Linked DNA regions of Homo sapiens: region 1 is linked to region 2. Evidence: chromatin contacts called from ENCODE Hi-C or POLR2A ChIA-PET data. All regions are on one chromosome and are shown on one strand. Each heading gives the region's core, a stretch centred on a gene start or an enhancer-like site at or near the end of the contact. The rest is flanking DNA. Distances are from core to core; before and after follow the strand shown.

Region 1 (5,407 bases), core at 900-3,399, 630 kb before region 2:
TGGTACATGTCATCATTTTTCCCATTTAAAGTTAATAAAACTTTCATTGTTCCTCTTTTAAATAATCATATATGAAAACATTGAAAGAAGTGTTATAATGGTAAGCCATGTATGAATACTGGGAACCTTGATTTCATCAGTATATAATGTTATTTTTATAATTTGAATAATTTCTCTTTTTAATCATAATCAATCTTTGTAAATTAAATAGTTCTACCATAGGCTATTAATACATTTCAACAAAAAATTTAATTAAATTGAGTTTTAATGTGGTTGCCATACATATGTTATTCACTAGATGATCTCAATTTAAAAACGTAACATTGACCTGTCTAGGACTACAGTTATATATAATTATTTTATAACACCTCATATCAAACTAATTATATACTACAATAGCCTTTATACTTCTCTGCTCTCAGACTATGGTGATTCAAAAGTAGCACATCTGATATTAAACATAATGTAAATTGGGTAATGACAAAATATAAAAAAGGAAGGCAAATTTAAAAATATAACAAAATGTATACAAGCCATCCAATTTAGTTTTTACAGATAAATGCAGTCAGGGAACTCTCAAATTGTTAGTGCTCTTAAAAGAAGCAAATGAAAGGATATTTCTACATTTTTGTGGTACTATTGCTTAAAAGAATGACTTATTTTTATTTCCCCATTTATGAAACGAATGGAGTAAGGAAGGGGTAAGGAAAAGCTAACTAGAACACTACACAGCTAAAACAAGATGGGTCCCCAAATAGTAGGACTATTTGATTGTATAATGAAATGAACAGGCCACAGTAAAATTAAACCAAGAGTTCAGCATGCATAAAATGCATGTGCACTGAGCACATGCACCAGGTGACAATAAGTTTGTTACCAATAAAAAGGAGAATCAGAGCACATCCTCAATAATAGGAAAGAATTTTCACAGTTGTGACCCAACAGTTCTGTACCCCTAAGATAGGCAAATTTGGGTTATGTTGCTAGATATAGCAGTATGAAAGTCAGCAGAAAGGCCTAAAATGGAAGTTGAAAAGAAAAACAAAAACAACAGTCATACAGGAAGCAAAAAAGAGGCAAACAAATCACAAAACAAGACTGGAATAGCTCTATTATTGTGGGTTAATGAAGTCACTGCAATGCAGAGCACATGACTCTTTAGGACTTGATAAGCTATTTGATGTCACCATGAGAATTATTTAAAAGCTGGATATAAATATTTGGGTATAGGAGAATTTTGAGGAAAGTTGACTTTCCTCACTAAAGAGATCCCAGAACTTCTATCTTTTCACAGTCCTCTTTCTGCTTGAACTTCACATTTGACAACTCCAAGTTTCCTATAAGTTTTCTCCTCTAATTCCTGTGATATAACATCACTGTTTTCCTGTTTATTCTTATTTTTAATTCCCTTTCCTCTTCCTAAATTCTACCTAATGCATTCCACAAGCCTCAATTCTTAGACACCATTCTGTACTGTTCACATACTTTTTTCATTAGGTAGAAAATCCTGTCATCTTATAACTATGGATCTAGAACTTTTATCTCCAGTGCTGATCTTTAATCTAAGCTCCCATTCAATAGCTTGGTTTAACAAATATTTGTTGAGTTCTAATTTTGATGTGCCAGAGATTTTGCTGAGTTTGCACCATCGCCTTACAAGATACCACCACATGGAGGTGTCCTAACATCATCACAAACTCCAAAAGCTCCAAACATCTTTTTGTAAGCATAACCGAGTAACCCATTCAGAATGTTTCTTATAAACATCCTTGCTTTTGTTATCATTATAACTATCAATCAGCTTTGCTGAGATAAAAATACAACCATTGCAGTAGGTTGCAAAACAACAAAAGTTTATTTCTTACTCACACTACATGTGAGCTAAGGTTCCCTGTAGCTATGTCCCACATATCTCTTCGTCTCAGCCCTAAGGTTGAAGGAGCAAGCTGGATCTAAGGTATGCCATTCTTTTGCCAGAGGAAAAGACCGAGAACACCTCTTTAAAGCTTCAGTTTGGGTGTGGCATATATCCCATCTGCTCACAACACATAGACAAGCCCCACATCGGTGGGATGAGTATGAATCATCCTTTTTATGAAGAAGGGGAGATGGGATGACTAATTTTGAACAAGAATACAATCCACCCTGGCACATACTGATGTTAATCATCATCTACATTGGTCATAGCAAACATCTTCCAACTTGTATCCCTGTGAATCATTTATCCAGTTGGTAAAAATTTCAGTAGGCCTTTTATGTGTCAGTCACAGGGATATTTTTGAGATATAATTAGACTCATCACTGCTACTCAGGAGCTTCCAATCAAATGAGAGAGATGTAAATAAACAAATGTATCAGTGAGAGAAATGCCTACATGACAAGCATTTAAGAAGACAAAATTAATGTTTTCAGTATTCCCAAATTTTACTTTCTACTAAGATTAGGAAAAGTTGATCTTCAAGTAAAGTCTTGAGGGATACGTAGGAAATAAGACCAATGAGAGGCATGTTAGAGTGAAGAAAAGCATTCCAGGCAGAGGGAACAGCATTTGCCAAAAATCTTTGGGTGATAAGGACACTGCATATTTGGGCAATGGCAAGTGGTTGAATACGACTAAAGCATATTTACATAGGTATAGCAAGAAGTGACATTAGATAAGAAGCAATGGTAAGACCATGGAAGACCTCACATGTCATGTTAAAAAGCAAGGACTTTACATTGTATGCTATGGGAAGGAGGACTACAGGCATGGCAGTAAAATGATGCAGTTTAGTTTGGAATCAAGAGGCTTTTAAGAGGGAAAGTAAAAATGATTTGATGACCAATAGAAGGTGAGATAGGGAACAAGAGGTGGTAGAGAGTCTAGGATGACTGTTTCTCAGGGTTCGATTTCTGGTTGAATTGCAGTACTATTTACCTGAAAAAAAGAAATATAGGACGAGCCAATTTGGGCCACCCGAGGGACATCCAGAGAAGATGTTTAGTATTTAGTATGTGGATCTATATAGATATATATGGATCAGGAGCTGAGAACCCTAGGCACATCATTTAGTCTCCCTGAGTACCAATTTCTTCATCTATAAAACAGATACCACCTGCACATTCTTCTTAACAGAACCATTGCTCATGACATAATGAGACAATGATTGTAAAAACTATTTTTAAGTAAAAAATTCCTTTAAAAATATATTAATATAAAATTATTTTATAAAAGTCACACTGAACTCCTTACCAACCTTCTGTTATTCCCCACTGTCTGCATAATCTAGAGCAACTATCTAATTTTTTCTGTATATGTTATGCTCATTCCTAATTTCAAAATTTCATTCATGTTTTCTTCCCAAGGGTTAGCTGAAGTGTCATTTCCTTGACCTTCAGAGCCTATGTTAACTTCTCACCTGAATACTTATTACTTCTATTTGTGTGTGTGTGTGTGTGTGTGTGTGTGTGTGTGTGTTTTGATGGGCAAAGTCTCCTTTAAATTGAATTTCTTTTTAAATTAATTTATTTAATAGATAATACATGCACATTGTTTAAAATTCAAACACTACAAATGAGTTGACATTGAAGTCTCTCTCCCATGCCTGTCCCTCAACTACTCAGTTCTCTTCCCCCCAGGCAGTAATATCATCAGGTTTTTCATGTGTGATCTTTCCAGAGATCCTTCCAGAGTCAAGAAAATTAAATCAGTGGTTTTCAAATCATGCCCTCGTGGCTCAGGCGACAATAGAAAACACAGGGAAAGAAATGAAGCAGTTGCATTTGTCTAGCTTCCAAAATAGTTGCACTGCCTATATTTTATGTGGGTCTATTTTGCATACTATAAGGGAATACTGAGACAGACTAATTCATTTATTTATTATTATTTATTATTATTATGATTTTTTGAGATAGAGTCTCGCTCTGTCGCCCAGGCTGGAGTGCAGTGGTGAGATCTTGGCTCACTGCAAGCTCCACCTCCCGGGTTCACGCCATTCTCCTGCCTCAGCCTCCCGAGTAGCTAGGACTACAGGCACCTGCCACCACGCCCTGCTAATTTTTTGTGTTCTTAGTAGAGACGGGCTATCACCATGTTAACCAGGATGGTCTTGATCTCCTGACCTCGTGATCTGCCCGCCTTGACCTCCCAAAGTCCTGGGATTACAGGTGTGAGCCTCCACACCCGGCCCCAGACTGACTAATTTATAAAGAAAAGAGGTCAATTTGGCTCATCTGTATGTGGTATCAGCATCTGCTCCGCTTCTAGTGAGGCCTCAGGAAGCTTTTACTCATGGTGGAAGGTAAAGGGAGAGCAGGCATGTCACATGGCAAGAGAGGGAGCCGTTCAAGCTGCCAGACTCCTTTAAACAATCAGCTCTCATATGAATTAACACGAGAACTCACTCATTACTGTGGGGAGGGGACCAAGTCTTTCATGAGGGATCCTCCCCCATGACCCAAACACCTCCAACCAGGCCCCACCTCCAACACTGGGTTATATTTCAACATGAGATTTAGAGGGGACTGATATGGTTTGGCTGTGTCCCCACCCAAATCTCATGTTGAATTGTAATAATCCCCATGTGTCAAGGGTGGGGCCAGACAGAGATAATTGAATCATGGGGGCAGTTTTCCTCATACTGTCCTCATAGATAGGGAACAAGTCTCACAAGATCTGATGGTTTTATAGGGGGCTTTTCCTCCTTTTGCTCATTCTCTCTTGCTTGCCACCATGTAAGACATACCTTTCACCTTCCGCCATGATTGTGAGGCCTCTCCAACCATGTGGAACTGTGAGTCCATTAAACTTTTTCTTTATAAATGACCCAGTCTCAGGTATGTTTTTATCAGCAGCATGAAAACAGACTAATACAGGGACAAACATTCAAACTATATCATATCTCTTTTACATACAGGACTAAGAATTTTGCTAAAATTTTAGTTAGAGGAGGTTCTATTACTAAAGTTTTAAAATGACTGTTCTACACCATTCATTTTATAACTTAATCATATACTGTATGACATTGTTATTATTGTATATAACTGTAAGATCAAAAAAATTATGCAGCAGAAATTAAGAAAATGATGATTTAAGCAAACTTAATTTAGGACTAAGTGTGTGACAGTGCAGAGGTTCAAACAGTATCCTCAACTCATGTCCCACTGCCCAACCCAGGAAAACAGCAGATCATTTCATGCACTCTTGCTTCAGAAGATTTACATGTGATTGTCCATTCCTGGCTTTGTTTTTCTAAAACCTAAGCTCCGAGGCAATATGTTGGTGGAAGGTGGGCAGAGCAGTGTGAGGTGTAAAAGAAGTGGTGTGGGCATAGGATGAAAAGAGAGGAGCAAAGATTCCACATGCCTAAGAAAGAACTGAACATTAGCCTTCTGAAAGGAAGCAATGCAGCATTTGGCATTCCTATGG
Region 2 (5,232 bases), core at 1,287-3,786:
AATTTATAAAGAAAAGAGTTTTAATTGAATCACATTTCCACAGGGCTTGGGGGGCTTCAGGAAACTTCCAATCATGGTGGAAAGGGAAACAAACACATCCTTCTTCACATGGCATCAGGAAGGAGAAGAATGATAGCTGAGCAAAGCGGGAAGCCCCTAATGAAACCATCAGATCTCCTGAGAACTTATCATCGTGAGAATGGCATGGGGGAAACTGTGATTCAGTTATCTCCCACTGGCTCCCTCCCACCACATGTGGGGATTATGAGAACTACAATTCAAAATGAGATTTGGGTGGGGACACAGCCAAACCATATCTGTTGGTCTCTGTAAATGTGTCCCCCCAAAATATGCTACAAAATTAGATTAAAGTTGTCATATGTTTCTCCCTTGGCTGAGTTTCTTCATGCTAAACCATTTTCTCTTAAGAAGAAAGCTGAAAGCTGTAAGGTTGAAATGTGTGTAAGCATTGCTGCTACTCTAGTTAGACAAGGAAAAAGTAAGCATTGAGTGTGGACTCTCCTTTCCTTCTCTTTCTGCGATTCTCCTCTTATTCTCTCCCAACACCTTTAGGACAATGGTGGGAATATGAAGATTGGTAGGGGAATTCTCTCTCAGTGCATGTTTTCTGGCACTGTGTTGAAGACTTGGGTATTACTGTAGTACCCGAACTCTGGAAGGAGAGGTGTGAGCAGTGGTTGGCAAGCTGCTTTTGTAAAGGGCGAGATAGTAAATATTTCAGACTTCACTGGTCACACATGGTTTCTACAACATAGTTTTTTTTAAAATAACTCTTAGAAAATGTAAAAACTATTTTTAGCTTTCAGGATATATCAAAACAGACCATTGACTAGATTTGGCCTGCAAGCCATAGTTTGCCAAACTCTCCTTTAGAGCATGGCTGTGCAACAGAAATACAATGTGAGCCACATTTTTAATTTTAAATTTTCCAGCAGCTTCATTTTAAAAAGTAAAAATAAACAGGTAACTTTAATTTTAAGTCTCATGCTCTACTGACTGAGCCAGCTGGGCACTGGTGATTTTAAAAATGCATTCTGTTTATCCTAAATATTAGCATTTCAATGTAACTAATACAAAAATTATGAATAAGATATTTTTGCACTTTGGAGGTACTCTCTGAAATCCAGACTGGCCACATTTCATGTGCTCAATAGTCACTGCATGTGGCCAGTGGCCACCACATTGGACAACACAACCCTGGAACATGTTTATAATGTAAAATTTGACAAATGCTCAGCCCATCTCCTTTAGTTTATTGACATATCAGTGAGCAAAGAAAAAAATAACAATGAAGACCTTAGAACTGGGAGAAGGCTTAGAGATCTTGTCTAACACTTTATTTTGTAAATGAGGAAGCTGGGGATCAGAAAGGCTAAGCGGTATGCTCAAGGTCACACAGCTAGGCTAGCAGCAGACCTCATACTATAACTCAGATTTCTAGACCTGCCAGTGGCCTTCCCACCACACTGTGAAGTTTTTCATAGTTAAACCTAAAAGGTAAAGTGGGATTAATGATTTTCTACCTGGGAGTCATAGGAAAATGGTTGAGTTTCGGGTAATGGTGGTCTGTTTATCCCATGCGTGGCTCAGTGTCTGGTTCTACTTATGGTCTGCTGCAAATCTGTGAAAGGTCTGGTTGGGAAGAGGGCTGTTATCTATGGCCACAGAGAAGAGTGAAGGGACAGGGAGGCTTGTGGTTTGATCACTTGGTTTATGGTCATGTCCATGAGAGAGAGAGACAAAGAGAAAGAAAAAGAGAAAGAGAAAGGGAAAGGGAGAGAAAGAATCTCTGTGTAGGCACTGCCTCCGCACCACCTTATTCTTTCTTTGACATGGTCAGCATCCCAGTAGAAGGTGGAATCTAGGGCTGTAGTACAGTGTGCTAGTGAGGATACCCAGCTTCGGTTTTTCTCTTTTCCCTGCCTGGGAAATGCCTGTCCCTGTGCTAAAGGGAGGGCTAAGCTGAGTAAATATTAGTTGTGTCATCAAAGCAAATGGAAGAAAGAGCGTTTCATTGCTTTATAAGTAACCTCAAACCCGCGCCTTTCCTTAGCCATTCCTTTCTTTTTGGTCAGCTGCGTTTTTATTTTTTGGACCTGACTCCTTTTCTTTTCACTTAAGGGAGTTGCAGACCAGCTAAAGAATGTTATGAATAGGAAAGGCCTGTAGTGCATTTAGCTTGGGAAAATATCCCCTAGAATAGATTGTTTCTGAGTCAAGTGTATAAATATTCTGGCTCAAGACTATACCCTTTTTCTTAATGAATTGGTCTGGCGGTAGTTAAAGCCAAGTGTGGTCTAGCAGAGTGCTCCAGAGAGAAAATTGAATGGACACAGAGCCCAGTCATAGTTTTCAACTTTATATAATGCGTTTCGCAACATATTAGAAAATTAACTTTATGACAACTGGCAGGACCTGTTGTGTAAGTCAGTCCATTTGGAAGCAGTTCAGTGTCTTTTCCTGCTTCACCTGGGCCTCCCTACTTAGTGAATTTTGAACACACAAACAGCAGCCGTGGGCCTGCTCAGTTTCCTGGTGAGTCATTCAAGTTTTTCTTCCCTTACGGTCGGTTTCTGAGCTAGTGAGTATAAAAAAAGGAATTTTTCATGGACTACTTTAAAAAACGACTGCTAATCAATTTTTCTTATTATTTTATGCCCTCTGCTTTTACACTACCCCCACCAGCTGGTTAATCATGCAAAAGCTGAACACTTCATTAGCTAGTACATGTTCGCCCATGGGCATTTCTGTAGTAAATTAGTTCTTTCTATTTATACAGGTAAGTCATGGCCAAAAGTCTTATAAGATGCCAAAGGTAAGGGTTAGAATTAATTTCTTCTTTTTTTTTTTTAAGTTTTTCAGAGAGCTCATTTTAAACTCTGAGCTGTAATGGTACACAATTACTTTTGAATTAAAGATAAATTAAAGATAAAGAGGGGTCCAGTGTTGTAGCATAGAGATGGCTAACATAGCTTTTGGTGCAATGCTTGCATTTCAGAAAGCAGGGGCATAAGGTGCAATACTTAGTATTTTTTCAAGGTAGGGCCTAGAAAACAATTGGGAAGAGGCTTTTTCAATGCAAGTACAAGGCAGGATAGAGGCTAGACAGAGCCATCAATGAATTCTGTGCTAGGGTTGGTGCCAGATGCCCATGTAATTAGGCATATAACCCATGCACAAACCTATGAACTACCTGTGTATTTTTTGCTATCTTGTGAAAACTTCCTGGAATTTGAAAATATTCTTTGCCAATTTTATTTTGTCAGAAAAACTACTTGTGTAATTGGAAGGAAATAGTGATGGTGGACTCCTAAAATGTGCTATTCCCAAAGACATAAAATTGAACCCAGAAATTTCTCTCACCCCTCTCCTGGGAGAAATTATTTTCACTAGGGGCTCTGCAATTTTGCAAATTCACCTAACAGGAAAAGCTCAGGCCCCTCTGAACTTGGCATCAAATATCTTGACATGTCTGTCCTCCAAAGCAGTATTGGACTTCTGTATTTACCAGCCACAATTCTTTGTAGGTATGAGGAGAGTTGCTGTCTCCAATGTGGGTTCTCTCAGTCTTTCCATTTTCTGTAGAGCCTTTTCAGCAGGAGCATCTTCTGGCAACACCTACTCTAGTTGTTCCTTGCATGTTTTAAGTCCTTCCAGGTCTATACATGGAGAGGTAATGGAGATAGAGGCTGAATTAATTTCTTCCATAAAGCTGAAGTAAGATGCTATTCTGTAAGACCGATATCCCTTTGTAGGTTATAATGAGAATGTACATGCACTGTGGAGGTGATGGGGTGGGGGCGTGTATAGAAATTCTAGACATGGGATCCAGAGGGAAATGCAAGGCCAAATCTGTGCGCCACTTGAGTTTTTGTGATTCTCGTGACAGTTTCTAGAAAATGGAATGAATTTCAGTTGATTGTTGTTTGTTCTCTTTTCTAACCCTGTTAGTAAGGCATTAGTTTAGAAAATCTTGGTAGGCATAGAGGTTGGGGACAGGCTGCATTGAGGCAATGATTATGCACAAGGGATACTCTTAATACAGAGGCTTCTTTTATTCATTTAACCACTAAAGGTCAAGTGTTGTCCTGCATTGTTATTTGTCTACTTTATCCTGTCATATTTTTATGCCTGGGGTTTTCATAAAATCCCATCCTAAACTAGGAACCCAAGCTTTACCTCCTGTGTTCCACCTTCCTTCTGATCTGTGGGTAGTTTCTTTTTGCATGGTAGGCTGATGATTGCTGGGAGTGAAACTTTTTCTTTTCACATATAGCTTTAATTCCAGTTTAATGGTGTGGTTTGCGGCTCTCTGCTTGCAGTTTCAGTTCCTGTTTAAATACTAAAATCTATTGTTTGTCTCCATTTCCAGACAACATAATTGTGTTGCTAACTGGCAAGAGCAATTAAGTGTACAACATTATGAAGAAATAGAGGTTCCAGGCCCTAAGATTTAACTCGATTTCTAATTACACTGAATCACCTCTGTAAGGGTGGTTTGTAAGGGCTGAAGAATGCATGTAACGAAGAACTAGGGTGTAAGGAAAGAGGACAATAATTCAGTGGAGTTTTGGTGAGCTGGTCTTCTCTAAGGGGGTGCTTGTCATTGAGCAGAAGATTAGTGACTATTTCTATTTATAATGTGGGTTCAGGATGTATTTATTCTTTTCTGGTTACTGGAGACAGTAATTCTCTGTGGCTTTTCTGGAATTACTATAGACATTAGGAAGTTGTTCTTGGGGACAGTATGTTTGGGGAACAGAAGGAACATGTGGCCTTTGTGGTGAGAGATTTAAAACAAAATCGACACAGAACATTTAGAATTCTTACCTTTAAAGATACATCATTTCAGCCAATCTTGGGGGACTTGACCTGCAGTAAAACCTTGAAGGAAAAGGAGTCTTACATAGTCAGAGAAAATCTGGCAATTGAATAAAACCATGATACCCTAGACTGGGCTTTCTCTCTCTCTCTCTCTCTCTCTCTCTCTCTCTCTCTGTGTGTGTGTGTGTGTGTGTGTGTATGTGTGTGTGTATATGTGTGTGGTCGGGGGTGGGGTTCTCAGCCAGGATTGGCAGGGTGGTCCTTTTGATGGAACACAATTTTTCCTGCACTGGGGACTCTGCATGGAATGTTTATTGCTAAGCAAGTCATCCACATGGCACTGTAGGCTATTTGTGTGTAACAGTATGTTGCAGGCTGCAAAGTTAA

What was found. Hi-C counts contacts between places; a loop is a spot of excess contacts on that map. ChIA-PET counts read pairs that join two places held with the same protein, here RNA polymerase II (POLR2A). Pooled maps may share reads with other maps.
Region 1: a loop to region 2 is called in a map of MCF 10A, with 12 times the contacts of the local background. The contact joins two enhancer-like sites. A Hi-C loop is called at or near these places in 1 of 168 maps with a recorded cell type or tissue (MCF 10A) and 4 of 50 pooled maps. POLR2A ChIA-PET finds 5 or more read pairs at or near these places in 1 of 52 experiments (WTC11).

The regions. Positions count from the first base shown.
Region 1 is chr1:217,657,238-217,662,644 of GRCh38, reverse strand. All of the region lies in intron 3 of SPATA17 (spermatogenesis associated 17), which reads right to left. Among named protein-coding and RNA genes, the nearest start is that of SPATA17, 29 kb to the right of the region's middle. RefSeq lists an enhancer at 1,539-2,738. Within about 2 kb of position 2,149, at least 2 of the 41 ENCODE cell types and tissues checked have a DNase peak (open chromatin) inside an H3K27ac peak, as active enhancers do.
Region 2 is chr1:217,026,700-217,031,931 of GRCh38, reverse strand. It overlaps a transcript of ESRRG not described here. Among named protein-coding and RNA genes, the nearest start is that of ESRRG, 310 kb to the right of the region's middle. Within about 2 kb of position 2,536, at least 9 of the 41 ENCODE cell types and tissues checked have a DNase peak (open chromatin) inside an H3K27ac peak, as active enhancers do.